Linked DNA regions of Homo sapiens: region 1 is linked to region 2. Evidence: chromatin loops called from intact Hi-C (ENCODE). Cell type or tissue: heart right ventricle. All regions are shown on one strand. Each heading gives the region's core, and the rest is flanking DNA. Links, peaks and the distances in the headings are about the cores only. Region 1 overlaps AGBL4 (AGBL carboxypeptidase 4). Region 2 overlaps AGBL4 (AGBL carboxypeptidase 4).

Region 1 (16,556 bases), core at 4,090-12,089, 110 kb after region 2:
GAATCTCAACTTCTTCGTGTGTAAAAAGGAGCTGATTTATGCAAAGTGTATAGCATAGTCCTGGGCATAAATAGGTACTCAGTAGATGGAAGCTATTATTTTATTCAAAATTTCAGCTTTGGCAAAATTTATTAGTGTTCAACAAATAAATGAACTTTACTGTGATGAGCTACTGAGATTTGGGAGTTTTTCTGTATTAATGGCCTAGCCCAGCCTATACTGACTAGCACAAAGGGCAGGGATGTGGTCTTCTCATGTTCTCTCATCTGAGGCAACCAGTTCAGAGCTGCTTGCTCGTTTATTTTATTTGTTTCCCTTTTAAATTCCAAGTCTCAAATTTGACCTTTGGACGATGCTAGTTGGTAAAAGGCCCAGGTTTTCCCACATGCTGATTGTCTGCTGTGCTTGTCCAGTGTCTACATATGGAGTGGGACAACAATGCTTGTAACTGATCCTGCGTGGAGGCCTCTTCCTCCCTCCCTTTTTCCCCCATCCCTGGTTCTCTGGAAAGTATCAGGAATAAACAAGAGCACATGTGGCACAGCATTCCTCTCTCTGGCTCTGTCGCCAACAGATGGGACACAATAGGTGTTCCTCTGGAGCTCTGATTCTCAGCAGATTGGGAGTGCAAGGTAGTGGGTGGGGGTGGGGGTGGTGGATGCTAGATGGAGCAAAACTCAAGTTCTTCAGGTCAAACGCATGTGTGTCATGGAATCTGAGGGCCCGAAGGAACTGCTAAGACCATTCAACATTGGTACATAGTTTATCTGGGACAGATTGGGGAGGAGAACTGCCCACAGTCACATAGACCTCTAGTGAGAAAGCCAGGACCTCAGACTCAAGCCTTCTGAATCCCAATTTTGTGCCTTCTGTATGTTCCTGGACAGCTTTGCTCAAGCATTTACAGTGGCTTCCTATTTTTAACTGTTTCAAATTCAAATGTTCTGGTCTGATAATTAGGGTCTAAGATCTGATTCTCACTTTACCTTTCTAGGTTTATTTCAAACTCAATGAGCAACTTGGATTGGTACATCCTGCTCTTGAAAATTTGATCTACAATTTCAACTAGTATTTTTTTAAGTCCCCCTCTTCTCTGATTTCTATTCTAGGATCCCCGTTTCCTAGTTATGTGTGTCTGTCTTCTTGATTCTACTCTGTCTTGCCCAACTCTGGTTTCTGTGAGGTCCAACCCTCTCTACTAGAGTGGCTTTTGGGTGCATATCTAGGAAGAGCACATTGTGTTGCAACAGATAGGGTATGTACGGAGTGGGTGGGATCTGATTTTAGAGCCTCCTGCTAGAGGGGTTGACACAGCAGTGTCCAGGGCATGGCTATCTCTGATCACAGCCCAAGAGGCAGGCATCAAGAGGGTCTGAGATGAAAGATAAGGAACCGTTCAGCAAGGTCTTACACAGGGATTGGGTAACTGTGAGAGGTGACTTGGAAGTTCAGGAAGAAAGGCAAACTCAGGAAGGTCCATCCAGAAGTCAGGGCAGCATAGTCAGGAAACATGATGAGAGGCCACTACCTGAAGTTGAGACAGATAATAAGTGTGGGTCTGTTGTGTGGCTGGGATCTTACAGGTGGGGAATTGTCTTTGTGGGCATCAAAATGGACAGAAGTTCCCAGGGATGAGTCAGGCCAAGAGGCATATTTCTCAAGGCTGAAAGTTGTCCAGTGAAAACTACAAAGCTGGATTCAGAATATCTGAAGTCTTAGAAAAGGGAATTCGTGCTGTGTGATGGGGGAGAGGATGAGTATGATTTTAGGTGAATAGTCATTTTGGGGCTATGGGTCATGAACAGAAGGAGGAAGTAGATTAGGAGGTTCTTAATTCACAATAAGGACTCTGGATCAGATATTCCTATTTCCCCCACCTGCTCCTGGACAACACTGCGCTGGCCTAGACAAACTCAGTAATTTCTTAATTTATTTATTCATCAAACACTCTCTAGAGTCTGCTCTGTGCCAAATCCTGGGCTAAACACTGGGGAAACAGCAGTGAATCAGATACATTCCCAACCTTTAAGGATTTCATTTCTGGGAGAAAAACATTCTCCCATTACTGGGTATATACCCAAAGGATTATAAATCATGCTGCTATAAAGACACATGCACACATATGTTTATTGCGGCACTATTCACAACAGCAAAGACTTGGAACCAACCCAAATGTCCAACAATGATAGACTGGATTAAGAAAATGTGGCACATATACACCATGGAATACTATGCAGCCATAAAAAATGATGAGTTCATGTCCTTTGTAGGGACATGGATGAAGCTGGAAACCATCATTCTCAGCAAACTATCGCAAGGACAAAAAACCAAACACTGCATGTTCTCACTCATAGGTGGGAATTGAACAATGAGAACACATGGACACAGGAAGGGGAACATCACACACTGGGGACTGTTGTGGGGTGGGGGGAGAGGGGAGGGATAGCATTAGGAGATATACCTAATGCTAAATGACGAGTTAATGGGTGCAGCACACCAACATGGCACATGTATACATATGTAACAAACCTGCAAGTTGTGCACATGTACCCTAAAACTTAAAGTATAATAATAATAAAAAAAATGGAGTGATAAGTGCTTTGAGAGACGGAAGACAAGGGGGCTGTTGAAACACAGAAGAGGCACCTAACCCAGATTGGAGGCAAAGTGAGGTAGTCAGAGGGAGTGGATTAGGAAGTTTCTAAAAGACGGTAATGTCTGCTGAGAGACATGAATTCAATATATGAAGAAGAAACAGTGTCATATTGTTTTAGAGAAATACAGGCAGGCTTGTGAGATGAACTGGCAGAAAAACAAAACAAAAAAACTTCAGTTCATGAGTGGAAATAAGCAATGGGAAAATCAAGTAGGTTGTTCTTAGATGTCCAGATTTGTAAGCACATGGCATTAGGGAGGTCTGGACTCTTGGTTGAGGTTCAAGAGAAGAGAGAAGTGATTCCAGGCTCCCAGGAGGAGGCTGACCTCATCTAAAGGGAGCCTAGGCTTGATGATGGAAGCCTCACGTATTATCTCATTTATTGTTTACTATATCTACAACCTGGCCACCAGGGCTCTCTGCACTAGGGTTTGAGCTCAAATTTCCAGCTAAGAGTAAGGTGTTGCTTTGCTTCTCATGGGTCAGACTTTGTGTATTTCCCTTCCTTGAAGCCTTGGTGGAAAGTAATAACTGGTGATGGAGCAGAATTGGGTAAGGTGGATCCTAGTACTAGACTTACTATTCTTCCTGTGTAGACTTCTTTGCTCCTTCTCTTCTGGCTCTGATGGAGACATTTTGGGTAGCTTTTTTTTTTTTTCAAATCAAGGCTCAGGAGAGGGCTCTGGGAGAAAAGGACCTTCATTTTAGTTCAGCTCAGCTCAGTCATGTTATGCACTGGGATTTGGAGCCAAAATCCTAGGTAATAATAATAATAACTAACTTCTCCTCTCTTGTGAATATATTTGCCTCAAGGAGTTGCCAGGGAGAATTGGCTGAGATGAGGTTAGATTTGGGTATTTTTGAATCCCCTGGCAAAATCCTGTCATGATGTTATTTCAGCAACACCTTCAGCAATATTGCTGTCAAGTAGTTTTAGCCAGAGACTGATTGTCCCCCAGTTCCCTGTCAACCTCCTCCTTGGGACCTTGAATCTCTTTGCTCTTCTCTTGATCTTCAGCCAAGAGTTTAAACCTCACTGGTGTAATTTACTTGCTAACATTAACATTTAAGGACTTCCTGCTTATTTTCCCATCACTGAATTCTGCTCATTTGCTACTTTTTAAAAATATTTTTTAATTGACATATAATAATTGTACATATTCATGGGAAACATAGTGATATTTTGATATATATAATATATAGTGATCAGATCAAGGTAATTAGCATATCCATCATCTCACACTTATTTCTTTGTGCTGGAAACATTCAATATCATTGTTCTAGCTGAAATTATATAACTATTATTGTTAACTATAGTCATCCTACAGTGGCATAGAGCCCTAGAACTTATTCCTCCTATCTACCTGTAATCTTGTATCCTGTAGCAAATCTCTCCCTATGTATGAGATCAACTTTTTTTTTTTTTTTTTTTAGCATCCACATATGAGTGAGAACATGCGGTATTTAACTTTCTGTTCCCGGCTTATTTCACTTTACAGAATGTCCTCCAGCTTCTTCCATGTTGCCATAAATGACAGGATGTCAGTCTTTTTGATGATTGACTAGTATTCCATTGTGTATATACACCACATTTTCTTTATCCATTCATCTGTTGTTGGACACCTAGATCTACATCTTGGCTGTTAACAGTTCTGCAATAAACATGGTGGTGCAGATGTCTTTTTGATATACTGATTTCCTTTCCTTTGGATAAATGCCCAGTAGTGGGATTGCTGGATCATGTAGTAGCTCTATTTGTACTTTTTTGAGGAAACTCCATACTGTTCTCCACAGTGGCTGTACTAGTTTACATTCCCATCAACGGTGTATAAGAGTTCCCTTTTCTCCACATCCTTTCCAGCATTTATTATTTTTGTCTTCTCAATAATAGCCACCCTCATGGGTGAGATGATACCTCATTGTGGTTTTCATTGGAATTTCCTTAATGATTAATGACATTCAGCATTTTCCATATATTTTTTGGTCATTTGTATGTCTTTTGAGAAATGTCTGTTCAGATCATTTGCTCATCTTTTGTTGGGACTCCAGGGACTGATTATTCCAACAATAATGGTGAATTTTTCAAACAAACAGGTAGGGTACTTGACCTCATGCTTAGTTACATTTTCCCTTTCATGTTTTCCTTCACTGTTAAACAGAACAGTGAGTTGAATACCAGAAATTCAACCAGGGTGAGTAAATTACCAAGGTAATAGCAATAATGGCCATTTGTAGAACAGTGTGGTATGATGGAAAGAACAGGAGTCAGTAGGAACTAATTTTGAATCTGTGCTTAGTTAACCAGCTCGGTAGCTTTCAACAAGTGACTTCACTCAGTTTCCTTATCTAAAAAAAAATAGGTGTCATAATTCCTACCAGATAAGTTTTTTGAGAGAAGTAAACTATATTTAATTCCTCAAGGGTTGAGTGCATAATATATTCTTCATATACTCAGTATCTATAGAGCACCTGGCACACAGTAGGTAGAAAGTGAAAGATAGCAGTTAGTAATATTTATTTGGGAGAGAATATATTATAAACATCCAGGCAAATCAAGAAAGAGAACGATCATCTTGTTCTTCACTGTATGGATCTCAAAATCAGAAAGGCAGATGGGTTAAGAGTTCAAGGCAGTTCTAATTACAACGCTAATGTTATTAGCTGTTAATTATCTGCATGTTGCTATCAACTTAGCTCAGTCAGATGTGGTCTCTCTTTCTGAAAGCAAATCTTGGTTCTCTAAAATATCTCTAATGTAATTAATATATTTCATTACCTTTGTTCTGGCATTAGCTGCTCAAACTAAACAAAACATGGGCAGATTTTGGCCACTTATTGAGGAACTGTTTTGTGTGTGTGTGTGTGTGTGTGTGTGTGTGTGTGTGTGTGTGTGTGTAGAGAGAAAGAGAGAGAGACAGACAGACACAGACAGACAGAGACAGAGAGCTAGACAGAGATGTCGCCAGCTCTGTTGATTATGGATTTTGCTATATAGAATTACAGTTAAATGCTTATGTCAGATTAGCAGTGGTTAGCTGGGGAGAAGGTTGTATACAAGTTGAGGACTAAAGGTAACCTTTGAAATAGTTGCACTGTTGCTTTTTGGATGGGCAGATACGATTTGAAGTCCCTTGATCATATCTGAGATCATCCTTTTATGGCAGAACAGCCAGATTTTGCTTTGCCAAGTCAATCTAAAAAGTAACTCAAACAGAACTGTGGTGGGGCCTGGCCTCTACATTCAGGTACTTGTAGGAATAAGATAAGGAATAGGTATATGTTGAATGAGGTATAATAAGAATTTGAAATACCTTTTAACCAGATAACTACAAAGGCAAGAAACTTATCATGTTTCTAAAGAGAGCAAGGAAATGCCAGCCTGTAACCCTCAGGTTTAAGGGTCAACTCTCATTTCCCTCAAGGATTATGGTAACTAGTCCCTATAATCAATAAGAAACCTCTGGTACCCTCTGAACTTTTGTAAGAATCTTGAAAGATGCTTCTTCATGTGTACATACAGTAATTCAACAAATGTTTGAACACCAACTATGTGCCCAGCAGAGAGATGAATAAGATATGGTTCTGTCTGTAAAGCGTCCACAATCTAATGAAGGAAAAAGATATCATAGTATGCAGTAGTATGATACATGCTACGATAGAGGTTTGTGCAAACCACTGTGAAAGCACAGAAGATATACCTACATCTGTCTAGGCAAGGAGGGGCTTAGAGAATGCCCTCGAAGGTGGTCACGATGAATAGGAATTAACTAGATCAACAAGTGTGAAGGAAGTCATTTGAGGCTGAGGGACCAACATGTGCAAAAGCCTGGAAATGAAATAGAAGTTAGTCCATTCTAGGAACTGTAAATACTTGAGAATAGTTTGAGCACAAAGAAGAAAAACTGGGAAAAAAAATGAGGAGGGGTGTTTGCCCAAGTGCTTTATGAAAGCCAGAGATGAGCGCCCACCCCTCTCCCAACGTATGACATTTTGAATGTTGCTATTTCCTGCCCCTAAAGATCCTTTATCACTGGAATAGTGGTATTCTGTTAAGTTTAGGCCTCAGCCTATCCACTTAAAAAGGTACCTGGTTGACTAGCCTCCAGAATCAAATGAGATAGTGGATACAAAGAACGTAACATAATCCTGTCACTCCATGGAGTCAGAAGACCTGTTTAATCACTAGCTTTGACATTTAGGGCCCAAGTGTGAACTTGGGAAAAAGCTATTTAACTAGCCTGAACTTCAGTTTCTTTATTTATCAAATGGGTGTGCTTATGGAGAGGATTCAATAAAATAATTTTCTATCATTCAATATATAAACCGAGTTTTGCTGCTTAAGCAAAATGGTTTATTAGTATTAATCCTGTGGGTATCTGGACCCCTGTTCCATTTATGCATGTGTCCAGATCAAGTTGTCTAACTTGCCACACTGATGAGCTTGAGTTCTCCCAACAGCTTTGGTCAACTAGAATCCCAGCTGACCATACAGGCTGGCTCTTTGCTGCCCCCACCTGTCTGGAGCCAGCTTCCACAGTAGCAACAGGACTGGAAGCCCAGCCTGGTGCTGCAGCTTTGGCCTCCCTCCCACACATCCTGATATGTCAGGAATAGAAAGTGCAGCACCTAGGACTAACCTCAGCTCATACCCCTTCCCAGTGTGTGTTTTTGTGTGCTTGCAGATGCACCTGGGAGATGCAGATCCATTTTGGGTGAATGGTGGAGGCTGTGTAGTCAGTAGGCAAAAAGCTAATACGTTCCTGTTTGTCCAGAGCCTCAGTGACTTCTTAAGCACCTGAGAGTCTGCAGTCTTACCGGAAACATTCCCGAGATTAGGTCAAATTCATATCTGATAGTCAAATTTGGAAAGGCCACCATTCTCCTTCAGAAGCAAATGATTTCACCAGCTCCATCTTCCAGCCGGAAACATTCCCGAGATTAGGTCAAATTCATATCTGATAGTCAAATTTGGAAAGGCCACCATTCTCCTTCAGAAGCAAATGATTTCACCAGCTCCATCTTCCAGCTGCGTAAATTAGTTAATTACAAAGGCTGTAATTTGCAATCAATATTATCTCCGTGGCATCTACTTCACCGAAGGAAAATATTTATGGCCATATTTGAAAAGGGGCATATTGCCTTAATTGGGAGCCATACATGAAACATTGCACTAAGTGACTCTTAGGGCACTGATGTCAGTTTTTGCTTTTTTGGTCTGGGAGGTTTGGGGGAGAAAACACAGGCAGATTCTAGATAAAGGCCCTGATTTTCACAAGATAAAAACAGCCACAGACACTGATCCTCAGACACAAATCCTAAACACAGAGAAATGCTTTATGCACAAAGATGCCTGTGATTGAATTTTTTATAATGGTGAAAAAATATGCACTTAAACGTTCAACCAAACAGTTATTTACTTACTTATTTACTTGATGGAATATTATCTAGTCTTAAAAACAATGGTTATGAACAACTATATATTAACATGGAAAATTCTAATACTGTAATATTAAGAGAAAAAAGAGTAAGAAAAATACTAGATATTTGACATCTTCTTTATAATATGCATGCAAAAAACAGCCTGGAAAGAAATACATCAATATAGCAACGGTGATAGTTTTTGAGCATTTTAAGTTTATTTTTTCATGTGTTTTTCTTGAATAGACATATATTGATTGGCAAGCAGAGGAAATGATTTGTCATAATGGCAACCCCACAAAGTCACTATATTCCACATCCTGGAGTGAGGAAGCTAGCCTGCATCATGGAAATATATTTTCCTTCAATTAGGAAGCAAGTATTAAAAATATATACAATGGACTGGATGCTTGTCTTTGCCCTCAAAGCTTCATGAAATATTGAAGAAGGACAACTCTGCTGCTGTGTGAAAGAGGCTCGTACAGACAGTTTTCTCCTAAATCAGCCTGGGTGGTCAGTGAAGGCTTCCTAGAGATGACGATATTGAAAATAGATTTTGAAGGATAAGGAGGCAGATAAGGAGATAAAGCATTCTGGAAAAATAAAACAGGACAAAAAGGTATGGAAGTGTGAAAGAATCTGTTATGTTTTGGGGAATAACCAGTGCTTAGTTGTGGCTAAAATGCTGGGTGCATGAAAAGGAGTGATAAAAGGGGTCATTAGGCCAGATTCTGAAGAGCCTTGAATGCCAGTGTAAAGCAGCCCTTCTCTGAGAAAGGCTAGAGAGGTTGGCATTTATCCTGAGGGCAATAAGGAAGCATCAAAAGTGTTAAGCAGGGTCAGGAAGTGGCCAGAGTCATATGCCAAGAAGGTCTCTCCGGCTGCAGCATGGACTTGGGAATGGATTTAAGGGGTGGATTTGTGGGGGATACAGATACAGGTTGAAGGTAGAGAGGCCAATTTGGGGACTACAGCAGTAGTTCTGGTGAAAGTTGCAAAGTGTGAACCAAGGAATGCTAGACTTACAAGAGCCCCTGGAAATCTTCTAGTCCAGTGTTTGCATTTGACATTGGAGGAAAAACAAGCTCCAGAAGGGGAAGAACTTTTATTTGTAAGGAGTTCTTTGCAAGACTCTTAATAGGCTTTAGCCCATCCACCAATGTATGGTGTTTCTGTTCTCTTTAAAGTGTTCTTGCCAATAGGTGGTCCAGCTTTTGCTCACACACATCCAGTGATGGGGATCTTGCCACCTAAGAAAGCTGATAGTAACCCCACTCTTGATTCAAATGGTTCTTCTATTGAGCCTAAAATGGGCTCTCTTAAGCTCTGCTCTCCAATCATAGTATTCCCTCATGTAGCCACACAAAGCCATTCTGCTGCCTTCTGCATTGTGCTGTGTGTTTTCATGCTGATTGTCTAATTCAACCTTCCTAACTTCCATTCTAAGTAAGCACAATTATTATTTCTACTTTACAGGTGGAAAAATTGAAACAAGAAATTACATGGAACAAGGATAAGGTCTTTTCTCTGGGTTTTCTATTTGTTATCCTCAGGTTATTTTGACTCCAGTGCTATAGTTCTGAGTACTGTCTGGGCCCTGGGACTTCCTTAGAAAACACTCTCATTTAAGGTTTGAAGATCTGAACTGAATATCGGGTTCCCCAGAGACCTATAACTGGTACAGAATATAGAGGCATCATCACTCCTTGTGATGGTTAATTTTATGTGTCACCTTGACTGGCTATGAGGAGGTACACAAATATTGGATCAAACATTATTTTGGGTGTTTCTGGGAGGGCATTTTTGGATGAGTTTAACACTTAAATTGATAAATGTTAAACTATGCTTTATTGTTGAGTAAAGCAGATTGCCCTCCGTAATGTGGGTGGGCTTCATCCAATCAGTTGAAAGTCTGAATACAACAAAAGGCTAAATAAGAGAATATTATTCCCTGAATAAGAGGCAACTCCTCTTACCTCCCTGATTTTGAACTGGGAAACCAGCTTTTTCCCTGCCTTCAAACTCCAACCGAAATATCAGCTGTTCCTAGGTCTTGAGCCTGTCAACCTTTGGACTGGAACTATAGTTGGCTCTACCTAGTTCTCAGGCCTTTGAACTCAGATTAGAGCTATACCATTAGGGGACTTAATAAATGATAAAGTTTCTGCACAGCTAAAGAAATAACAGGGTAAACGGACAAGCTACAGAATGGGAGAAAATATTTGCGAAATATGTGTCTGACAAAGGACTAATATCCAGAATCTACAATAAACTCAAACAATTCAACAAGAAAAAAAACCAAACAATCCCATTAAAAAGTGGACAAAGGATGTGAACAGATATTTCTCAAAAGAAGACATACAAGTGGCCAATAAACATATGAAAAAATGCTCAACATCACTAATCATCAGAGAAATGCAAATTAAAACCACATTGAGATATCATCTTACACCAGTAAGAATGGCTATCATTAAAAAGCAAAACAACAACAGATATTAGTGTGGATGTGGAGAAAAGGGATATGTTGATGGAAATGTAAATTAGTATAACATCTATGAAAAACAGTATGGGGATTTCTCAAAGAACTAAAAATAGAACTACCATTTGACCTAGCAATGTCACTACTGGGCATCTACCCAAAAGAAAATAAATCATTGTTTCAAAAAGACACATGCACTTATATTTTTATCACAGCACAATTCACAATTGCAAAGTCATGGAATCAGTCTAAGTGTCCATCAGTGGCTGGCTGGATAAAGAAAATGTGGTATATATACACCATGAAATACTATGCAGCCATGAAAAGAATGAAATCATGTCCTTTGCAGCAACATGGATGGATCTGGAGACCATATTCCTAAGTGAAATAACTCAGAAACAGAAAGTCAAGTACCACATGTTTTCACTTACAAATGGGAGCTAAACAATGGACACATATGGATATAAAGATGAAAATAACAGACACTGGGGACTCCAAAAGCTGCGAGAGTGGGAGGAGGGGGAACGTTAAAAAATGACCTGTTGGGGACAACATTAACTCTATGGTTGATGGGTACACTAGAAGCCCAAACCTCACCATTATGCAATATATCCATGTAACAAAACCTGCACATGTGCCCCTGAATCTAAAATTTTTAAAAATTAGAGATATTAAGAAAGTGAAAAGGCAAGCAACAACAGGGGAAAGCATTGACAATAATATAATTAGCAAATGATTTATATCCAAAATATATTAAGAACTCATACAAATCCATAACAAAGAGACGATCCAATTTTGGTAAGAGCAAAAGATTGAACAGACATTTCACAGAAGAAGATATTTGAATGTCCAATAAACTCATGAAAAAGTGTTGAACATCATTACTTGTTAGGGAAATGCAAATTAAAGCCATAAGGAAATACTACTAAACACTCACTGGAGTAACAAAACTCAAAAGGAGTGACAATATCAAGTATTGACAAAGGTATGGAGCAATTGGACAAAACTGGGAGGAGTTATAAAATGATACAAACACCTTGGAAAACTGGAAGTTTCTTATATAATTGATTCTGCAATTATATTCCTGGCTACTTATCCAATGAAATCAAAACATATATTCACAAAAAAGACTTGTTCAAGAATGATGATAGCATATTTTTCCAGAAAAGCCAAAAACTGAAAACAATTCAAATAGGTGAATGGATAAACAAATTATGGTATATTATGAGCAATGGAATGCTAAAGAAGACTAAAAAGGAATAAACTATTGATACATGCAACAATCTGGATGAATCTAAAAAATAATATATTGAGGAAGCAATCGGACCTAGAAGAGCACATGCTATATGATTTGATTTATGTGAAGTCCAATTGTTCCAGCACCATCTGTTGAAAAGATAATCCTTTCTTCATTGAATTGCCTTTGCATCTTTGTTCAAAATCAATTGACCATATTTGTGTGGGTAGAACTCTCTACTCTGCTCTATTGATCTAAATGTATATGTCTTTGTCAATACCACACTGTCTTGATTATATTAACTTTACAGTAGTTATTACAATTGAGTATTGTGATTCCTCCAAATAAACAAACAAACAAAATAAACTACACCATTGGCTCTCCTGGGACTCCAGCTTGCTGACTGCAGGCCTTGGAACTTGTCAGTCTTCATAATTGCATGGCCCAGTTCTTTATAGCATACACACACACATCTTACTGGTTCTGTATCTCTGGAGAACTCTGACTAATAAATATATCCCTCCTTGTTTTATAATTAGACTTCTATTAACACAGACTTTGATCACATTGGCCTTTTTGGCATCCACATTGCCTAAGTGGCATCAGAGTTGACCTAATGAATTTGAGAGATAGAATGCAAACCTAGGTCTCATGGTCCCAGCCCAGGACCTTTTCATTCCATTGCATTGCACCAAACATACCAGGACTATTCGATAGAAAACATTCTTATTCCTTGTACCACTCTTCTGGCACCAGACTTCCCAAGATTCTAGAAGTGACTTGGTTTTCTAATACATCTAACTATTCACTACATGTTTATTTATTAATAGAGCAAATATTTTCTTCCTTCTAATAGTGTGTTTTACAGTAGGCACAGTCAGGAAGCAAACTCTAAGAAGCAATTTTGATTTCCCATCACCATCTATCACCTCTGGTTCCCTCTGTTATGTCTAACACTGCTCAGTAGGCTGGAACACAGTGCCAAATAATTAACCAACATCCCCTGCTAAGTAAGCCAGCCCTAGCTGGAGGCCTATGCACACTCCAAGGTTGGCTAGACTCCAACACCAGGGGAAAGGTCAGCTGGGGCAGACTGAGTACTCTGGTGATTTAAAGGTGCAAGTCCTTACCAATCACCTTTCCTGATTCTCTCCTTCTTCTTTTCCCAAGGCCTCTGTTTAGAATGTACTTCACCTTTGTTGTCTGCCTGAGAAGTTCCCATTTTCCCCTCAAAACCCAGCTTCAATGCCTCCTGCTTAGGAAAAGCTTCCTGCCCCTTCCTTGCTGCTCACACAGCACCCTGCACACATTTCTACTTGGCTATGACTATTGTACTGCATTGCTTCACTTCTCCTTGTCCTCCTTTAGACTTTCTCTAGGTCAGGAATAAATCTGATTCTCCTGTTTCCCAGTGGCCAACACAAAATATGGAACAGAAGAGGTACCAAAGCATGTGTAATGCATGGATGAATAATTGAACAAATGAATGTTGATATCACTTGAATTTCAGGTCTATTTATTTCATCTCTGAATTAAGGAACCTCTGCTAGGCCTTAGTTTTGGCATCTGTAGAATGGGAATATCTGCTTATCAGAATCGTTACCAGGAATACATAAGAGAAAAGGATGGTGGGACAAAAGGTGTGTGTGTGTGTGTGTATATGTGCACATGTCATTAGGATAGTTTCCTTCTCCCAAGATGTGTCAATAAGACTGTGAGCCCTCCAAGAGCCATGTGTTTCTTTGAGCCTTTCTCTCTTCCTCCCTCCCTTCTTTCTTCCTTCTTTTCCTCTGTTTTCACTGAACACCTAATATATGCCACTGGGAATGTAAAGAAAGGAAAGTCAAACCTATTTTTCTGCTTTTAAGTGGCTCACAATGGGGGAGTCATATATAAGATGACAGTCACAAACCAGCACACCAAGAGCTAGGACCTAAAATACATGGGGGTCATGTGAGCATGGATGAAGAACATTCACCATAACCCACATGATCAGAGCAGACTTTTCTTATGAAGACTTAACCTCTAATAAATGGGAGTCAGTTAACTGAAGGCACAGGAATAGATAGGTTAGGAAGAGCAGTAAGAAAGAATGGAGGACATCAGAAAGTTCAGAGTGCAGAGTGTTAGGGTGAGGGGTGGTAGAGGAGATAGTGGTTGGGTAAATGTTAAAATGTAAGACTGGAGAGGCAGACAGAGGTCAGTCACACAAGGCTTTATTAGCTCTAGTGAGGTATTGGTGTTTAGATGCAGGTCAGTGGGAGTTGGGGGAGGAATCTACTTGCTGGAGTAGCATGCCTAGATTTGCTCTCCAAAGGAACAAACAAGATCCCAGTGGAAGAAGAACAACTAGGGGTAAAAAGGCTCTAAACCTGACATCCTTGGGATAAAAGCTAATGGCTGGGGAGCTTGGCCTGGAGAAGAGATGACTTGGAGGTAGGCCAGGTTACTGCCTTCAAAGCTGAGGGGCTACGGGGGCAAGCGAGGAAGCAGATGTGCTCTGCGTGCTCCAGAGAGCAGTGCTAGAACAAGTGGGTGTGACTGGCTGACCTGGAATCTCAGCTCTGCAACTACCTGTGTAAAACTGGCAAATCTCTTAACCTTACTGAGCCTCAGTTTCTCCATTTATGCAATTAGAACTGTAATACTGACCTCAGCACATTGCTGTAAGGATTTAATGTGAAGATGTACATCAAGTGCCTAGCACATGTTTGGCACATGGGAGATGCTCATGTTAGGCTCTTTATGACTCTAAAATGAATACTGAGATGGGTGAGAAACATACCGGCAGGGGTAGCTTGGAGGGAGGAGGGAAACAAGAATAATTTCAGCTTCGAACACAAACACAATTCTCTTCGCTTCCTATTTTGGGAATTGCTGCGGAGGCCAGGAGGGAGGGAAAGATTCCGATTTTAGCGCAACCCGCCTTCTCACTGGGTCTGTGACTTCCAATACTCCAACCAGCCTCTGGAGTCAGTTTTATAGAAGATTCTGTCCCTGAACTGTCCTGATGGTATCAGAGGTCTTAAGGGTCAATTTAAATATCCCACCTCAGAAAAGCCCTCCTTGATATCCCAGCATAACTAGGACTTTGTGGCACAATATCTTATTGCACCATTTATTTTTTCTTTGCCCTGATTAGAGTTTGTCTGTATATATTTGTGTGATTGTTTAATACTTTCCACCTTCCCCCATGTAAGCAGAGACTATTGATATTTTATGATGTTTTCTATTGTATTCCCAGTGCCCAGAGGAGTGCTTGGCGTATAATAGGTATTTTATTCGCTCATTGACTAAGTGAATAAGTGCATAAATAAAGGAACAAGTAGGAACCAAGGGGAAAGGGCATTTTCCTCAGAAGAAAGAGCATGAGCAAAGGCAAAGAAGTGGTAAAATGCATCATATATGCAAGTACCAAGTGAAAAACTCAGAGCATCTAAGAGATAAAAATGGAAATATCTCTTGGAGGTAGTCTGTATGTGTCTCTCAGTGCCCTGTTAATGACATTGCACTGTCTTCTATGGGCAATGGGGAGACAAGGAAGGTGCTTAAGCAGGGAAGTCCTGTGCTGGAAGATTTAGGGGGGAAGAAATGAAAGGAAGGACTTCTCCACTGCTTTCAGACTCCGTGGCTTTGCCCTCTGCTTGTCTAGGACCTTCATTTTGGATCTCAGAGCCCTTCTACCTTCACCCACAATTCAAAGTGACAGGGACTTTCTCTTATAAACGATCCCTTTATTGCATTTAAGCCCCAAGCTTCAAGGAACAACTTCTTCCCTAAAATCTCAGGTAATGAGGATCTCCCTCCTGTCACTCCTTTGATAACCCTTCCCTCTACAGTCAATCTTTAGCTTGCTTCAGAAGATGAGAGTCCCAAGCCAGCCTCAGCTACTATCACATGCTTCAGTCTCACATTCTGTAAAATGGGGCTGATGATAATTGCATTATACCAATTGATAATTGGTAGGATAATTAAACAAAATAAAAGGTGTGAAGGAGTTTGCTGAATTGGCTGGCACTGTTAAAGCCATGTACCATCACCATGAACTACTGAAACTGGCATTCTGGGCCAGAGAACTGGCACACATTAGCAAAACATGTATGTGAGCTACAATCCCAGTCCACCACCTGGTTCCTTTGCACCCCACACCCAACCAAAAGCAGGTTTGTGGTGGGAGATAATAAGCTTCATTCAAAGAGACTCCAGAGCCTAGGAATCAGATGAACTTCAGGTTAAGAAAATTTGGAAATGGCCTCATGGCCCAAGAAAGAAGATATAAAGCAAGAGGAGGCTGGAAAGTTAGAGGTTACAAACACCTCCAGATAGTGGATTGAATAAAGGTCTAGGCAGGAGAAGAATAAGTTTTATCTTGTTCCCCTTAATTGTTTCCATGATTTTGATTCCATGCCAGCATATTGCCTATTTGAGCCCAACCTTCTGAACCCTAAAAGACTTAACAAACGCTGAGTCTTTCTGGTTAACAGGAAACCTTCAAGGATCTGGCTCCAATGTCCTTCCCACCCTCATCTTCCATTGCATCACTTCACACTCTCCTCTTATCCCCATGCCCCGGAGTCTGCTACATGGGACTATTCACCAGTCCTCAAATAGGCTCTGCACTCTTTCACCACTATGCTTTTCCCACTGCCTGAATATTCTTTCCCCCTCTATCAAGATCAAGATAAGTCAAGATCTCAAACAAGTCAAGATCTTGTTTGTCCTTCAAGATTCTGGACAAATGCTATGTTTTCTTTGAAATTACCCCT
Region 2 (16,556 bases), core at 3,920-11,919:
AGAAAGTGAGAGAGTTGAGGAGTTTATAGAAATTACAGCAATGTGGCCTACAGAGATAGCTTGGTCTGTAGTGAAAATGAGAGGTAGTTGTGCTTCAAACACGCAGAATCAAGGGTAGCCCTTGAAATATCTTAGCCACCTCCCGGTGTCCCTGACTTCCTTCTCCGTGGCCCCTCCTCCCTGAGGAAGCCCTTGCTGACACCCTTTGCACTGGTGGGTGTCCCTCACCTCACTCCCACAGCTTGTGTGCTCACCTTCTCCCCCTCTATTGCCTACTGCATGCACCCAGGCCTCCCTCCCTAGACTGCAGACTCTTTGAGGGCAGGGGTGAGGCTGACATGTTTCTATATCTGGGTAATATTCTGTAGCTGTCACCAACTCAGCCCCTGCCAGTAGAGGATTCAGCTGCTCTTCACCAAGCAAGACAGAAGGTTGTCTAAGCTTTACTATTCTGAAGGGCCAGGGAGCTTACCACGGCCCGGGTTCATCTTTGGACATCACCAAAGCACCACCTGGTTCATTAGGAGAGGAAGGAATGAAAATGCCCCGTGCTGCCACCTGCTGGTGACTTCCAGCATGGCGCCCTGAGAATCCACTTTGTTCTTTCTACAGAAAGGCTAGGGAAAGGAAGGGATGTTTATGGAGCCCCTGCCAGGTGCCAGTGCTCTACTCTCTAGGTCTCACTTAATCTAGATAACAATTCTGAAGGGCAGGCATTATCTTTCCCATTTTACAGATAGGTAAAGTGAGGCTGAGAGAAGTGTGGTAATACAATGGTAAGTAGGAAGCAAAGATGAGACTTGGGTCCCCATCTACTGACTTCTGGTCCAGTGATTTTTCCAGTGCTTCAAAAACTAATCCAGATGAATGGATCTATAGCTGAGAGATTTCAGTACTGACCAGAAAGATAGAAATAGCATTACGGGTTTCTAGCAACTTCCTTGGTATCCCTGAAATCACACTATGTAACCATTCACCTACTCCATTAATTCTGGCCCTTGAGACATACCCAGAATAAAGATACAGAAAGAATGGTGACAGAAACCTCTCTAGATCTGGAGCCTGAAATCACTTAAAGAAGTTTGGGCAAATGTCCTGACACCTGGGTTGATGCAAGAGGCTAACTTCCTGGTGGTTTATGGAAAAGGTGGCTGAATATTTGAGAAAAAAACGTTATATGCAGCTTCTGAGCCTCAGCCACCCAGCCTGACTCTGGTCACAACTGGATCCCTCAGCCGGATTCCAGACCAAACCCCAAGGCCAGTTACCAAATGACTACTGTCACGGAATGACTCCTAAGGCTGGGCCATGGCTGGACTGAGCCTGGAATAGCCCAGGCTCTGGACTGTGTTCTCCCTCCACTGTACCCAGGCCATGGTGACCCTCCACTCTGGGAAATCTGCCTCCATACACACAGCTAAGCCTTGGTTTGGGGGTGACCTCAGCTAGGCCATGGGCACTGAGGATGGTTACCAGGCTTGGGGCCAGTCCAAGAAAAGATCAGTGGGATGCAGGGTGCAGGGAAGCATAGAGAAGCAGCAAAGAGGCTGGAGTGGACAGGGAAAGGTGGTGATAAACCAGAGCATGGGCCTGGCAGGGAGATGAGAAGAGGAAGGTCACTACGGTACAGTGGGAGAGAAGCCCAATAGCTCAGAGCCTTCAAAGACCTCCTTACCCAACACCAACATTTTGACTCAAAGAAAAAGGAAACTGCCAAGGCCACCTGAGATGTTGGTGGCCGAGACCAGATCAGAACCAAGTGCCTTTTGTCCTCATCCTGAGCTCCTCCACTGCTCACATGGGGAGCTGGATCACTGTGATGTTTCTGTCCTTTAGTCCTGCCCAGCTCACAGCAGCCCTGTGTACTTGTGGGCCACAGATTCTTATCTCCATTTGATGAATTGGGAGACCAAGGCTCATACAGGAGACAAACCTTGCCCAAGAAGAGGGCATGAAACTGAGCAGTGTCTCCTGGCCTCAAGTCCCACCTACTATGTGCCCAGCATTGGGACAGGTACGTTACATGTACACCATCATTTCATTTTCACAACACCCTGGCGAGGTAATGCTGTTGTCCTATTTTATAGATGAGAATGCTAAGGCCCAGAGAAGTTAAATAACTGGTCACAGAGCAAAAAAATAGGAAGGAGAGCAGTGTTTAAACCTAGGTCCAGCTGATCCCAAACTGCTAGCTGCCCTTAGAAGCTGGAATCACCTCCCCACATCTTTAAAACAATTTAACTCTCATTGGTGCTAGTAGGTTGGGGATCCTCTGTGGACCATATATTTCTCTAGCTGCATCTCTACATCCAAAGATTTTCCTGGTCTCTCATGCCTGCCTCTAGGAGGAGGACATCCATAATTCTGGTCCTACAGCCAGACATTGTCCCAGCATGTGGGGCTCAGCTTTCATTTCTATCCTGTCTCAGGGGGAGCTCTGCATAGGACCCAGGCTTTGGAGTCAGGCAGCAAGGGTTTGCCTACTGGCTAGGTTGCTTAATGCTCTGTGGTCTTAGGCATGATACAGACCCTTTTAGCCCCTGAGTTTTGTTCTCTGTAAAATAGGGACAATAATGCCTACTTTGTGGCGATGCTGTAAGAATATAAAATTCTTGGCACATAGTAGGCACTCAATTAATTATCGTTTGAATATTATCATTTTTACATTTATGTCTGTGTCTTTCTCTGTACAAGATACTGTTTGCTGTCATGCCCATATTCCATCAGCCCACCTCATGCAACCTGATGTTCAACTACCAGCATCTGTACCTGATGCCTCTCTCTGGCCATTGGAATCCACTCTGTCCATATACATGGCAAGACAAAGGTGCCAAAGAATTTACACCTTCTTCCCCAATCCAACAGCTCTCAATCAATGACTGATGAGAATTTGTGAATAAATTACCCTGGCTCTCTTACCTTTTGTTGGGGATAATTGCAAGGCATATTCTACACTGTCTCCCAGAGTGAGCAGCATTGAACCTCAGTTGTCCACAAAGGGTGAAGTTTTCAGTAACTTACCCTTGATTGGCTTCCTTCCCGTTTCTATCTTATTTCCCATTTCCTCCTGGTTTTTCTCATTTTCCAAAAAAATTACTTGCATTCAGGGTCTTGTCTCAGGGTCTGCTCTGGGATAACCCAAACCATGCACTCTCATGATACTATTTTTATTTTATATACATACATACATATACATATATAAATATACATTATATATATATATTTAGAGACAGAGTCTCACTACGTTGCTCAGGCTGGTCTCAAACTCAAACTCCTTGGATCAAGCAATTCACCTGCCTTGGCCTCCCAAAGTGCTGGGATCATAGGCATGAGCCACTGCACCCGGATGTTAATGACACTATTAACTCCTCTGTGCCCCTTTCCCTTCCCCTTGCCTCCACCTAGAAGGTGCCCAGCAGATAATTTCACACACAATAGAGTCTATCAAATGCCTGCACATTGCTCATAGGTTCCCTCCATTTTGGCTCCCAGGAATCCAGCTATTTGGGGCAATGTCTGTAGGGCAGTTCCTGAAGCTGGAGCAAGTTATCCAGCACATCCAGGCTCCCTCTGACAGTATCCTGTCCATGATGCTCCTTGTGCTCTTCTTCCAGGATGGTTAGCAAGGAGAGGGCTGCACAGCACAATTGAAATGCACAGCATTTGCATGGAGCATGGGGCTTTGTTCTGACAGCAAACAAGGGAAGTCTGCCATATGTGGAGGCTCAGCTATCAAGGGCTTCACTTAAGAGGAAATTAGCCTCAACATTCAGAGGAGGGAAATGTAAAATGATGTCCCCTTCTGAGAAAGGCAGTGTGTGGACCTGACAGGTAGGAGGGCATGTGTGGTCTCAACTGGCTGCCACACTATCTGCATGTCCCTCTGCTGTGTTCCAAGATTATTTCAGCATCCCAAGTGCAGGGCCATCTCTTATCTACCCACAAAAGAGCCAAGAAGGAAAGGAAGGGAGCTAAGAAGTTTTGATCACCCACCATGTGCCACAGACCTCATATACACTACCTCATCTAATCCCCAGAAAAGTCAGCAAGTCTGTAATTATTATCCCATTTATACAAGGCAGGAAACTGAGTCTCAGGGAGGTGATGAATACTGTCCATGGCAGGTCTTGCAGTAAATGGAGGAGTCAGGCTTCAAAGCCAGGTTTGTCTGACTCCACTATCTTTGTTCTTTCCCTTCTCCTCCCACCCCAACGAGAACACAGTGCCAGTGAAAGGGCTTGTAGCATCAGAGATAAGCTGAGATCAAAACTCTTGGCTGAAGTGCAGCGTGAACATTCTGGGGGATTTTTCTGTTTGCACTAATGCCCAAGCCCAGGAGTGGTGGGAAAGAGCCTTTGGTCCATCTCCCCATGACCCTCTGGCCACACCTGCATCTTTGCTCAAGCTGCCTCCTGCTTGGGATGCTCCTCCTCAGTCCCTCCCCTTTAAGAGCCAGCCTTAGTCTTCCAGGAAGCCTTCTCCTGCCCCTTCAGACCTCTCTTGCTTCTCTTTTCATCCACACATTCAGACCTGGGAAGAGGCAGCTGATCCAGGAGAACACCCACCCTGTGGGGTGGGGACACTGCTTCCTGGTCCTATCTGTGACTCTGTGTGACCATAGGCAGGTGTCTGCCTCATTTTGGTTCTCAGTTTCTTCATCTATAAACTGGGAAGAATAATACATGTTCTACCTAATACCAGATTGGCTTTTTTTTCTTTTTCTTTTCCTTTTTTTTTCTTTTCTTTTTTAGAGATAGATCTCATTGTATTTCCCAGGCTGGAGTGCAGTGGCTGTTCACAGGTGCCATCATGGCGCACTGCAGCCTCAGCCTCTGAGTAACTGGAGCTACAGGCACACACAGCCACATCCAACCCAGGTTGTTTTTAGCATCAAGTTAGATAATAGACATTAAAATGCTTTAAAATTGTTAATGTATAATACACTGGATGATGATTAACAGCACTGGGTGATGATTAATAACTTGATTCATACTGAGGGTGTGTTTTGTGCATTCACCAAATAGTTTTTGAGCACCCACCGGATGCCAGTTCCTTTGTTGGGTTTTATTGTTGAATAAAACAATAAAAATCCATAATTCTGAACTCTCAGTCTACTAGAGGAAATAGACATAAATGAATGAATGAATGAGTTAATGAACGAATGAAGCACATAAAATTACCCTTCATTGAATGTTATACTATTGGTATAGTAGCTGACTAGTAATATTTAACATGGCATCTCCCATCTTTCCATTAAAAATTTCATGAAGACATAAAATAACACAAAATGACAATAGTCATATGAATTGTCTAATTTGGGGGTGGGTAATTTCAGCACTCCACCTCTGACTATTCACCCCCATGCCAAACTGTGTGAAAACACTTTACTTCCTGCATGTCCTGTCCCTAAACCTTGGATGCATTGAGCAGGAAAGCAGGAGTCCACCGGTTTAGACGACCCGCCTTCTGCTTTCTGAGCCAGCCAGAGCCTGAGTCCTGCACTGCCCTCCCTCTCCCTGGCCCTATGTTCCCCTCTTCTTCTTCTTTGTTTTTTTTTGTTTTGTTTTGTTTTTTGTTTTTTGAGTCAGTCTTGCTCTGTTGCCCAGGCTGGAGTGCAATGACACGATCTCTGCTCACTGCAACCTCCACCTCCCAGGCTCAAGCAATTCTCCTGCCTCAGCCTCCCAAGTAGCTGGGATTACAGGTGCCCACAACTACGCCTAGCTAATTTTTATATTTTTAGTAAAGACAAGGTTCCACCATGTTGGCCATGCTGGTCTCGAACTCCTGACCTCAAATGAACCAACCGCCTTGGCCTCCCAAGCAAAAACCTGGGATTACAGGCATGAGCCACCGTGCCTGGCCTCTTCTTTTTTAACATTCACTCAGAAATGGCAACTCTAAGCATGCAGCACAACAGGAAGTAGGGGATAGGCTGGCATCCAGGAACACCTGGACACTTAAAGAAAAGCCTGGTAAACAGGGATGAAATAGAAAGTGCATTGGAGGTAGTGCATGCTGCAGGGAAGGAGGGTCTTTTAGGTACTATTCTGGGCAAGGAGGAAGTACAAATTGCATTTGATTCCGTAGTCAGAAAATCTAGAAGTTGACCCTGGAGTAAAACCAACTTCAGGCAGGCAAAATCAGCCCACAAACAGAACTGGGGCAGGGCACCTTGACTTGAATTTCAGGTCTAAATCTGGAGATGCACATCCCACAGTGAGGGGTTAACAGTGCTTTACTTTTAAGCTTCCTTTTTGCAAATGCCAGGTCTGCAGAGACTCTGCTCTATTCAAAGATGATTAAGCAAAACAAAATAAAACCTCCAAGAAACAAAAAATGGGCCTTTAAAGAGATACACTACAGCAAAAAGGAAACATTGCCCTAAAAACTTAGAGAAAGAGAAAGTTGAAAGAAAATCGAGAATGCTTCAGAGACCATCTGCTTGGTGTTCTTCAAGAGATGCAAGAAGACTTGGCTTCTAAGAAGAGAAGGAAGGAGGATAAGATAAAGGCAGAGATGCAAAGGAAGCTGAAAGTAAGACAATACGGCAAGTCGGGACAAAATAAAATACCACATTAAAATTCCCATGGCAGTGAGAAAAAACAGAATTGACACTGCAGAAAACTGAAACAGTGATGAGGACAAATTTGAGCAATTCTCAACGAATGCAGAAAAAGAGGTCATAGATGAAGATAAGAAAGGAGATGATAGATACAAAAGAAAAGAATAAGTCTAGATTCGAATTATCAATATTCCTGGTAGGGATGGGGTATAAAATAAAAAAGAAAAGTGACAAATACATAATAGGGAAAAAGGACTTTCAGATACAAAGCAAGTATCTACTTGAGTCAAAAGCCGAAAAGAGATCAGTGTTCCAGGCAATGTTAATAATAATAACCAAAAAGACATAGTTAGCTAGATCTTGGCAAAATAAACCTCAAGGGTTATGTGAACACACAGGTAGGAAAACAGGTGGGCAATTAAGAAACAAAAACCCATCTCTGAATTTTCCTTAGCACTAGAATCAGAAAAAAAGAGTTATCAAGCATTGAAGGGGATATCAAGAAAAATAAAAACATATAAAATTCTATGTTGTATAAAGAGAAGTAAAAAATTATTGCTTTGTTGTTAACTGATAATTAGAGAAATATAGATACACACCCATGCATTGCTAAAGGATGGGGATATGTTCTGGGAAATGCCTCATTAGGCAATTGCATGGTTGTACGAACAGCACAGAGTGTACTTACACAAACCTAGATGGTATACACTACTATATACCTAAGCTGTATGGTGTACCTATGGCTCCTAGGCTATGAACCTGTACAGCATGGTACTGTACTGAGTACTACGGGAAATTGTAACTCAATGGAAAGTATTTATGTATCTAAGCATATCTACACTTGATCTTGCCAAAAGGCCAAAAAGTGATCTATCTAGACATGTTTAAACAGAAAAGGTACGGTAAAATATAGTATAAAGATTTAAAATTGTATACCTCTATAGGGCACTTACAGTATAAAACAGAGCTTGAAGAACTGGCGGTGGTGAGCGAATGTGAAGGCCTTGAACATTACTGTGCACGAGTGTAGACTTTAGAAACACTGTTCACTTAGGCTACAATCAATTTGTTAAAAATATTTTTCTTTTTCAATAATAAATTAACCTCAGTTTACTATGACTTTTTTACTTTATAAACTTTTAATTTTTTTAACTTTTTGACTCTTAATAACACTTAGCTTAAAATACAAACACATTGTACTCCTGTACAAAAATACTTTCTTTATATCCTTATTCTATAAGCTTTTTTCCATGTTTAAAATTGTTAAGTTTTTTTTACTCTTTAAACATTTTTGTTAAAAACTAAGACAGGAACACACACATTAGCCTAGGCCCACGCAAGGTCAGGATCAACAATATCACTGTCCTCTACCTCCACATCTTGTGACACGGGAAGGTCTTCAGGGGCAATAACAGGCATGGAGCTGTCATTTCCTATGATAACAATGCCTTCTGGAATACCTCCTGAAGGACCTGCCTGAGGGTGTTTTTATAGTTAACTTCTTTGTATAAGAAGGAGTATCCTCCAAAATAATAATTAAAAGTATAGTGTAGGAAGTACATAAGCCAATCCCACAGTCATTCATTATCATTATCAACTATGACGTCCTGCGCATGATTGTATGTGCTGTACTTTTATATGACCGGCAGCACAGTAGCTCTATTTACACCAGCATCACTGCAATCATGTGAGTAATGCTTTCTACTACAATATAGCAATGTCTGCGCTGTCACTAGGCGATGGGAATTTTTCAGCTCCATTATAATCTTATGGGACCACTGTTGTACACACAGTCCATCTTTGACCAAAACATCATTATGTGGCACACGACTATAACTGTATGTCACACATTTTAAAGCATGCATTAGGGAATGAATTTACAAAGAGTACTTTAAACTTCTATATTAATTTTAAAAATAAAAAACAGTTTATTAAAAAAATAGAGAAAACATTAAGAGCAAAAAATGTATAAAAAAGAGAAAGTATACAATTGGGTGACAAAGTCAAACAGCAGATATGAAATGATGGTAAACAGTCTGAATTATTCTATTAGGGGACAAAAATTCCCAAGCTAAAATGAAAACATTAAATTATGTGCAACTTACAAGAGATAAATCTCATAAAAATTGTTAACATTTATTGCATACTTGCCATGTGTATTGCATTGTACTAAGCATTTCACATACATTGTCTCATCTAATTCTCCCAATAAACATATGAGGCAGAAATATCATTACCCTTGGGTCTCAGGTTTGGCAACTGCAGCATAGGGGGCTAAGTAACTTGCCCAGGTCAAACAGCTAACTTATAGTAGAAATGAGATTTAAATCCAGTCTGATCTCAGAGCACAACTTCTTAAACATTACCTTCTTCTGCATCTCAGGCAAAATTACACAGTAATGTTAAAAATTAAACTTCCAAAATGTTTTAGGCACACCCAATTAAATAGAAAGCAGAGGTGACAATGTTAATCACAAAGCAGAATTTGAGGCAAAATTATTTAACAAGGAAGAGATTGATGGTGTTAAGTTGATAAAAAGCAAAATTTATATTGAAGATTGAACAGTGATGAACCTATTGCACCCAACAAAACATTCCAATTTAAAGCAATAAATATTAGAAATTCAGGGAGAAAGCAACAGAAATTGTAGCAGGAGGTTACATGGCATACATAGAGAACAATAAAAAGTGAATTTGGTTGTTTCCAGTTTCAGACATTCCTACTTAGGCAATTAAAAAGTATATTTAAAAAGCAAAAAAAGAGCAACACAAAACTGATGATGTGCTTAACTCCAGGGTAAACAAAGTGATAGGGCATTGAGAAATATGTTGGTAATGTTCTAATTCTGGGGTTGGGTAGTGAGTTTGCAAGTGTTCATTATATGATTATGCTTTATAACTTATGGACCTATATTATTTTATATGTATTAGATATTTTAAAAGATGAAGAAAAATGCCAAAAGGAAACTTAAGTAAGGAAAAAGATTTGAAAAATAATAAAGTTTACTTAATGACATGTAACAATTTCTACTCTACAAACATAAATGAATTTGGTAAATTCCAAATGATAAAAAGATATACAATTTTCATTCTCAAAATATAACTGCTAAAACCAGAAATAAGGAACAGTGTTTCAACAACAGGAATAGCTGCAGCTAACTGCCACATGGAAATTGAAATCACTTTTCTAAAAAATATTATGTCAAAGAATAAAAAAATACAACTACAAAATATTTAGAAAATAATGAAAATAAGAAAACAATTTATCAAACTAATGGAAAGCTGCAAGTACATAATTTGAAAAAGAACCAAAAAGAAACCTGTGGAAAGCAGTAGGAAAGAAGTAGTAAAAATGTAAATAAAAAAAGTTAGAAAACAGAAAAATAGTAAATTTGACGACAAAATCCAAGAGCTAACTCCATAAATTTTTGTTAAATAAATGAATGCATCAATGACTAAATGATGAGTGCATTAATAAATGAAGTGACTATCTGGGGTTCCCACATCTGAATCCAGAGCTGTTACCTGGATATGGTATCCAAGCTGTCTATGCTCTGAGGGTCAGCCTCTGACATCCGGAATAGTCACTTAAAGAGAAAACTTTGAGCCATCTGGTCATGTTCCTGAGGTCGTTCTTGAGTGAAGCACCCCAGCTAGGAAATCAGTCATCTCCCAGGCTCTCCTTCCTGTCCTGAACTTGCCTAAAGAGTTAACTTGGCTGGGAGTGGTGGCCCATGCCTGTAATCCCAGCACTTTGGGAGGCTGAGGCAGATGGATGGCTTGAGTCCGGGAGTTCGAGACCAGCCTGGGTAACATGGTGAAACCCCATCTTTACTAAAAATACAAAAATTAGCTGGGCATGATGGAGAGTGCCTCTAGTCCCAGATACTTGGGAGGCTGAGGTGGGAGGGTCGCTTGAGCCCAGGAGGCGGAGGTTGCAGTGAGCTAAGATCATGCCACTGCACTCCAGCCTGGGTGACAGAGTGAGACCCTATATCCAAAACAACAACAACAACAACAACAAAAACAGAAAAGAAAAAGACTTAAGTCTTGGCCTAGTAAGAAGAAATTAACCAGCACTGGGCAATTGTGGGAAATGGCAGCTCAGAGCCCCACTCAGAGCCATAACAGCATTGCCAAGGGATGAGAAGAGAGAGCTTCCATTGACACTCTGCCATGTGCTTGGGCTAATCAACACATGCCTTGGGCATCATTTTCCAGAAAGAATTTCTGGGCTGCTCTTGGGCATCCCAGTGCTCTGTCAAAATAGCCTCTTGAATTATAAAACCACCAGTGACAAAGACTAATCTTCAGAAAAACTCCCAGAGGCTCAGTGTGCTTTGTGGTGAAGTCTATCATTACATAAGCCCAAGCTCCATGGGCTGGGAATTGGGTGTTTCTCTACAGCGGCTGATGGGAACTGCCAATGTGAGGTCTCAGGTCATGAAGTCCACACCAGACTCTGGCAGTGACACACTTCAGCTGGTGTTTAAGTAAGGGCCATGCCAAGCTGTCTATCAGGTTCTCACATGCCTGACCGGGGTGATTTCTGTTGTCTCATTTGAGTTTGGGGCCACATTTTTGGCCCCTATAAATATTTTACTTTGTGACTCTGAGAGTGATGCTCTCTGAATGGAAAGGGGCAGGGGAGGAAAAGAACATTGGGTGGGCACTTTCCATGTCTTAAGTGTTTCCTACACATTCACTCATTTAACCCCGTGATGTGGGCAGTATTGTTGCCATTTTTCAGATGTGGAAACTGAGGCTTAGAGAGAGGTGAAAGGATTTTCCAAGGTAACATGGGATTTTCCAGGGTCTTGGATAAAAATCACACATTTGTGTTCTTTCACAACCGAATCCAGAGTGAGGGTTACCTTTGGTGGGAAAACTGCCTGGATCTTCCAGCCCACACCCAGGCTCAAAGAGTTGCCCTCTGCTCAGCCTGCTACCTCAGGTGCCTCTCTGTGCATGGGCCAGATAACACCCAGGGCAGGTGATGTGAGCAATGAAGGAGAGCTGGGGCTGGAAGGGTTGTGTCAGGGACTGCAGGGACCCTGAAGAGGGATTGACCATTGTGAATGAGAGGAGCCGTTGGGGCTTGATGAACCACAATGATTCTGAGACAAGGCAGGGATGTGGGAGGGCATCTCAGGCAGAGGGCAGCATATTCAAGGGCCCAGAGGCACAGTGAGAAGGACAGTGGGATGACAGGGAGAGCCATGGTTGGGTGGGTTTCTAGGAAGGGCCCTAGAGAAGATCCCTGCTCTAAAACACTTCATTCTGCCAGCAATGGCACCTACTGAAATCTTCTAGGCAGGGAGGTCATGCTTACAGCCTTGTTTTCAAGGGATTATCTGGGCTACCAAGTGTGGGACAGAATGGAAGGGCTGAGCCTAAAGCTCATTCCCTTCTTTCAGGAAGAAAAGCCTCCAAAATACGATAGCCTCTGAGAGGTAACCTGCCACCACTAGTGACACAGAAAATAAGTCTCTCTGGTGCCAGTGACTTTTCCCCACTGGCCACCTCCCTCTGCCTCCCTTGGCCTCCCTGTCTGGGACCCAATCAGGGGATGGCTGCTCCAGCCTTTCCTGCATACTCAGTCCTGGGGAGGCTGCAAAGTCAGGCAGGACCAGGGTGAGAAAGTTGGAAGGGAAGAGGGGAAGGATGGCCACATATTGCCTGAGGACAAAGACACAGGCCTGGCTGGACTCTTATCTCCTTCTCACTGACTGGCCGAGTGGCCTCATGGAAGTCCCTTCTCCTCTCCGGCCTCTGGGTCTCTATCACTAAAAGGAAGGGCTCTTACTTGGATAAGGTTCCCCTCCACAGTGATAGCTACTATGCTATCAGTGACTCTCTGGAGTGCAGCTCCAAGCCTGCTTCACTGCCACTTCACCTCCGCCTTTCCTTTCACGAAGTTCAACGAAATGCCTATTCTTGTACTAGGCTCTGAGCTAGGCTTTGTGGCTACAAAGACAGATAAAAATACTACTTGTTTACCAAAGTGTTTGTATATGTTGTTAAGTGAGAAAAGCAGGCTACTCAAGAGAATGTCATATTTATGTGTACATATCTTGTGAGTGTGTGTATACAACAGATATGCTACACACCTACACACCGAATAGAAAACCAAAAACACATACACTAATCTAAATAGTTATTTGAGAGGCAGTGATATTTCTTTATAACTTTGGGCTTCCCCACCCCCCAAATATTCTTGCATTGCACTTTACTTTTCAAATTAAATAGCAACAGCTAACCTTTAGTGAGCACTTACTATTTGCCAGGCATTATTATTATTATTATTATTATTATTATTATTTTGAGATGGAATCTTGCTCTGTCACCCAGGCTGGAGTGCAGTGGCATGATCTCAGCTCACTGCAAGGTCTGCCTTCCAGGTTCACGCCATTCTCTGGCCTCAGCCTCCTGAGTATCTGGGACTACAGGCACCCGCCACCACGCCTGGCTAATTTTTTTGTATTTTTAGTAGAGACGGGGTTTCACCGTGTTAGCCGGGATGGTCTCGATCTCCTGACCTCGTGATCCACCCACCTTGGCCTCCCAAAGTGCTGGGATTACAGGCGTGAGCCACCATGCCCGGCCTGCCAGGCATTATTTTAAGAGCTTTGAATAATTAACCAATTGAATCTTTGCAAGAACCCCATGAAATAGGTCCTGTTGTACACAGACCCACTTTACGGATGAGGAACCAGAGGCACAGAGAGATTAAATAATGTTGCCAAGGTCAAATAGCTCCTAGGGTGATGAAGACAGCATTCAAGTCTCCAACAGTGGCAATCCGACTGGAAAGACTGAACTTTCACTGTCACCACAGGGCCTCTCACAAGCAGCAGTTGCAACTATGAAGAAATGCGGTTCCCCTGCCTTGGAGGGAGGAGAAATATGAACACTCATTCACATCAACAGGGAGGGCACTGAGGTTTACCTGAGGCACAGTGGGGTTGTGTGGGACTCTGAGCTCTGAAGTTCCCCTGGGAAGGGCTTCTTACTGTACTTACAGTGCCATGGAGGATGTATTCACTGGAGGAAACTAACTTTCCCAGCTGAGAAAGAAGCAGAGAGAAAAGCCTAAAGGTGGGAACTGTCTGGGGCTGCCCAAAGAAATGCAGGAGCCAGAGCGTGGGGTGGTTTGCTTGTGGAGAGGAAGGCGGGCATGAGAGGGAAGGCTCACAGGTGATCACATGCCAGATACAAAGGCCAGATTGGATACCAGTTGAGCTAAGAGGCCAGGCTTTGTCCTAGTACAGCAGGGAGCCATGGAAGGTTTACCAGCAGGAGAAAGACTGGTTAGACTGGATTTAAGGGTCCTTGTTAGGGGAACCTCCATTCATTCTCCATCCCTGCTCCCCTCTGTCCCTCTTTTCTTTCAGTGTGGAGGCAGGGAAACCAGGAGCCTTCCTGTTCAACATGCTTTCATACCTTGCCTATAGGCCCTGCGCTGGGAAGACCTAAAGATGAGTAAGACTGGGTTCTCCCTACCCCATTACAGATTTTACAACCAGATATAAAACCATTATTAGGACATAAGGCAGCTCTTTGAAAGATGGCTGGAATTCGCCACCCCACCAGCCTACCTATGGAGCTTCTGCACATCCGTTAAGATCCAGCTCAGACATTACCTCCCCTAGGAAGCCTCCAGTGACAAACCTCTCACATGGATTTCTCCATCTCTCCTCTTTGGGACACGCCTCACTCCTGGCACTGTGCATCCTTGTCTGTCTGTCTGCCCCTACTGCTCACCCCTGATCACCCTTGACTGGAGGTCCTCCAGGGCCTGACCGCAGGTGATCCACCTCCAGGTCCCAGGGTCCAGCTCCAGCCCAGCCCATGGTCAGCATCCACAGAGTCTACTGACTGGAGGATGACAAAGGCTGGGCTGCACTCTTGGGGGGCTGTGGAGGAGCAGGGATCAGCAAAGGAGGAGAGCCCTGAGGTTCAGAGATGCTGGAAAATGCTACATATTGGAGGTGAGACTAGCTTGGGCCTTGAGTGATGCTACTACCAACTGAACAAGTGCTTTAATGGCCTCTTATGCTTTTGGGGTGAGCCTGTCAGTTCCCATCTGTGTGAGTTTGTGGGTCCCAGCATTCCTTGTCTTACCAGGGAAGTCATTAACCTTTGGTGTTAAATGTGACTTGTCTGCATACAATCAGGGAGATAAGCACCAGGCACCGCTATGTCAGGAAAGTCCCATTTGACATTCTGTCTGTTCCTGCTAATTAACAGGCCCAAAGAGCACACGGATGGGCTTATCCCAGCAATTGCTGCTCACCCCCGGGGCTGGATCTGCACGGTGTTGCCTGCCTGGGTCGAGTATGGAACCAACCCTCTCCCCAGCCCACCGAGCTCCAAAGCAAGCTGTGCCCTTGCCCCTCCATTCCTGTCACCCCTCTCTCACTCCCTCTCTCCCTTCCCTTTCCCCATAATTTCTCCCTCTCTCCCTTCCCTTTCCCCATAATTTCTCTGAGAGTCCTTATTTCCTCTTGCCTGGACCCCAGAAGCAGCACCCTAACAATCTTCTTGCTTCCAGCCTGTCCTGTTCCAATCCTCCACGCTGAAGCCAGAATGAACTTTCTAAAATGCAAACTGGAGTACATCCTCCTTCCTGGAAACCTTTCCACAGCAACCCAAGGCTCTTGAGGATGTGGCTCCCATTTTGTTCTCCAACCTCCTTTTCCTGAACCACCTCCTTTTCTCAGTCATACTCGCTCTGGCCCCATCTGTGCTACTCCCTCCTCTTCTTTGCTTTTCTGCTTCCTCCTTTCTCTCTGAATCCTAAAAGCTCCAATCCAACTCAAGGCTCCCCTTCTCCCCCCAGGAAGGGGCCCATTCCCTTTCCTGAGGCTCTGAAGCAAGCTTTAGTGTGTGTGGGCTTTCCACACATATCCCTTCCTTCTTCTGTTCCACAAACCTGTGTTGAGAAGTACTGTGGGCCAGGCACTGTGCTGGTCACACTCAACCATCCTTCCCTCCAATCCTCAACACCACGCTGGGAGGAGGGAGACAGGCTCTTCAGGACCTGGCCCTTTTCTAACCTGCTTGCCCCACTCTTTGCTGCTTTTTTCCCCACGGGTAGGACCCTGAGCATATCATTTCCCCTCTCTGGCACTCAGTTTCATCCTTAGCAAAATGAGGCCTTTACCTCTCAATGTTGTTGTGAATTAAAAGTAATAATAATAATAGTGATAATAATAACATAGAGCTCTAAACACAGGCCGGATGCTGTTCTGTGTGCTTTATATATATCAGCTCCTTACCCCCACAGTGTGGTCTGCAGGGTTAAGGGACTTGCTCAGCTGCAGGCCTAGCACCCAGGAAGCATCCAGTAGCTGTTGGCATCACTGGACAGTCACACCTGGCCTAGAGGAGGCGTGTGAGATGGGAATACACCAGGCACGTTCTGGGGATGGCACACAGATGAGCCTGGCTGGAGCTCAGGGCTCATGTTTGATAAAAGATTAATGAAATTATCAAATTGACCTTGTCAGTGTCTGCTCAATCCAATTACATAGTTGTGGCCCCCGTGAATGGGGTTAAAACAGGAGTGCACATGAGAGACACCAAAACAGCAGCTATGAGGGAGATGGCGGCCACCCAGGAAACCCTGGAGGGAAGTCAGTGCTGCCCATGTACCAGTACCTGTCTAAGAACTGCTTGTCACTCCCAGGGGTGCAGCATCCTGTTACTTTGGAGAGACAGCAGCTGAGCATCCACTAGACAGGGATGCTTGGTACCGTCAACTGATGCCCACACAGTGCTGGGCTCTGTGCTGGCACAAGACTCATGGTGAGCAAGACACAGTCCCTGCTCTTGAGCAGTTCTTGTCTGGTAGGTGAGACAGGGAGGGAAACAAAGAGAATTCAGCAAAGTGAGCAGTGCCCTGATTGATGGCAACCCAGAGAAGGCACACAGTGATCAACCTGGACTCAGGGAGTTTCCAGAAAGATGGTTCCTGGGCTGAGAAGTA

Evidence for each region. A loop is a pair of places that touch in the nucleus more often than their neighbours do. Peaks named below come from ENCODE experiments on the same cell type or tissue, not always from the same donor. Only the 100,000 strongest peaks of a DNase experiment are listed, where the experiment ranks them.
Region 1: a loop joins it to region 2, with 2.5 times the contacts of the local background. A loop is called at or near these places in 15 of 110 quality-filtered maps.

What each region holds. Positions count from the first base shown.
Region 1 is chr1:48,810,541-48,827,096 of GRCh38, forward strand. All of the region lies in intron 6 of AGBL4 (AGBL carboxypeptidase 4), which reads right to left. Among named protein-coding and RNA genes, the nearest start is that of BEND5, 42 kb to the left of the region's middle. In heart right ventricle, for the core only: a CTCF peak has its summit at 7,180; a DNase peak (open chromatin) is centred at 7,161.
Region 2 is chr1:48,696,731-48,713,286 of GRCh38, forward strand. The region is part of intron 6 of AGBL4 (AGBL carboxypeptidase 4); the gene reads right to left. Among named protein-coding and RNA genes, the nearest start is that of BEND5, 72 kb to the right of the region's middle. RefSeq lists a silencer at 12,169-12,525. In heart right ventricle, for the core only: no CTCF peak of the experiment used is centred there; no DNase peak of the experiment used is centred there; H3K27me3 peaks cover 813 bases.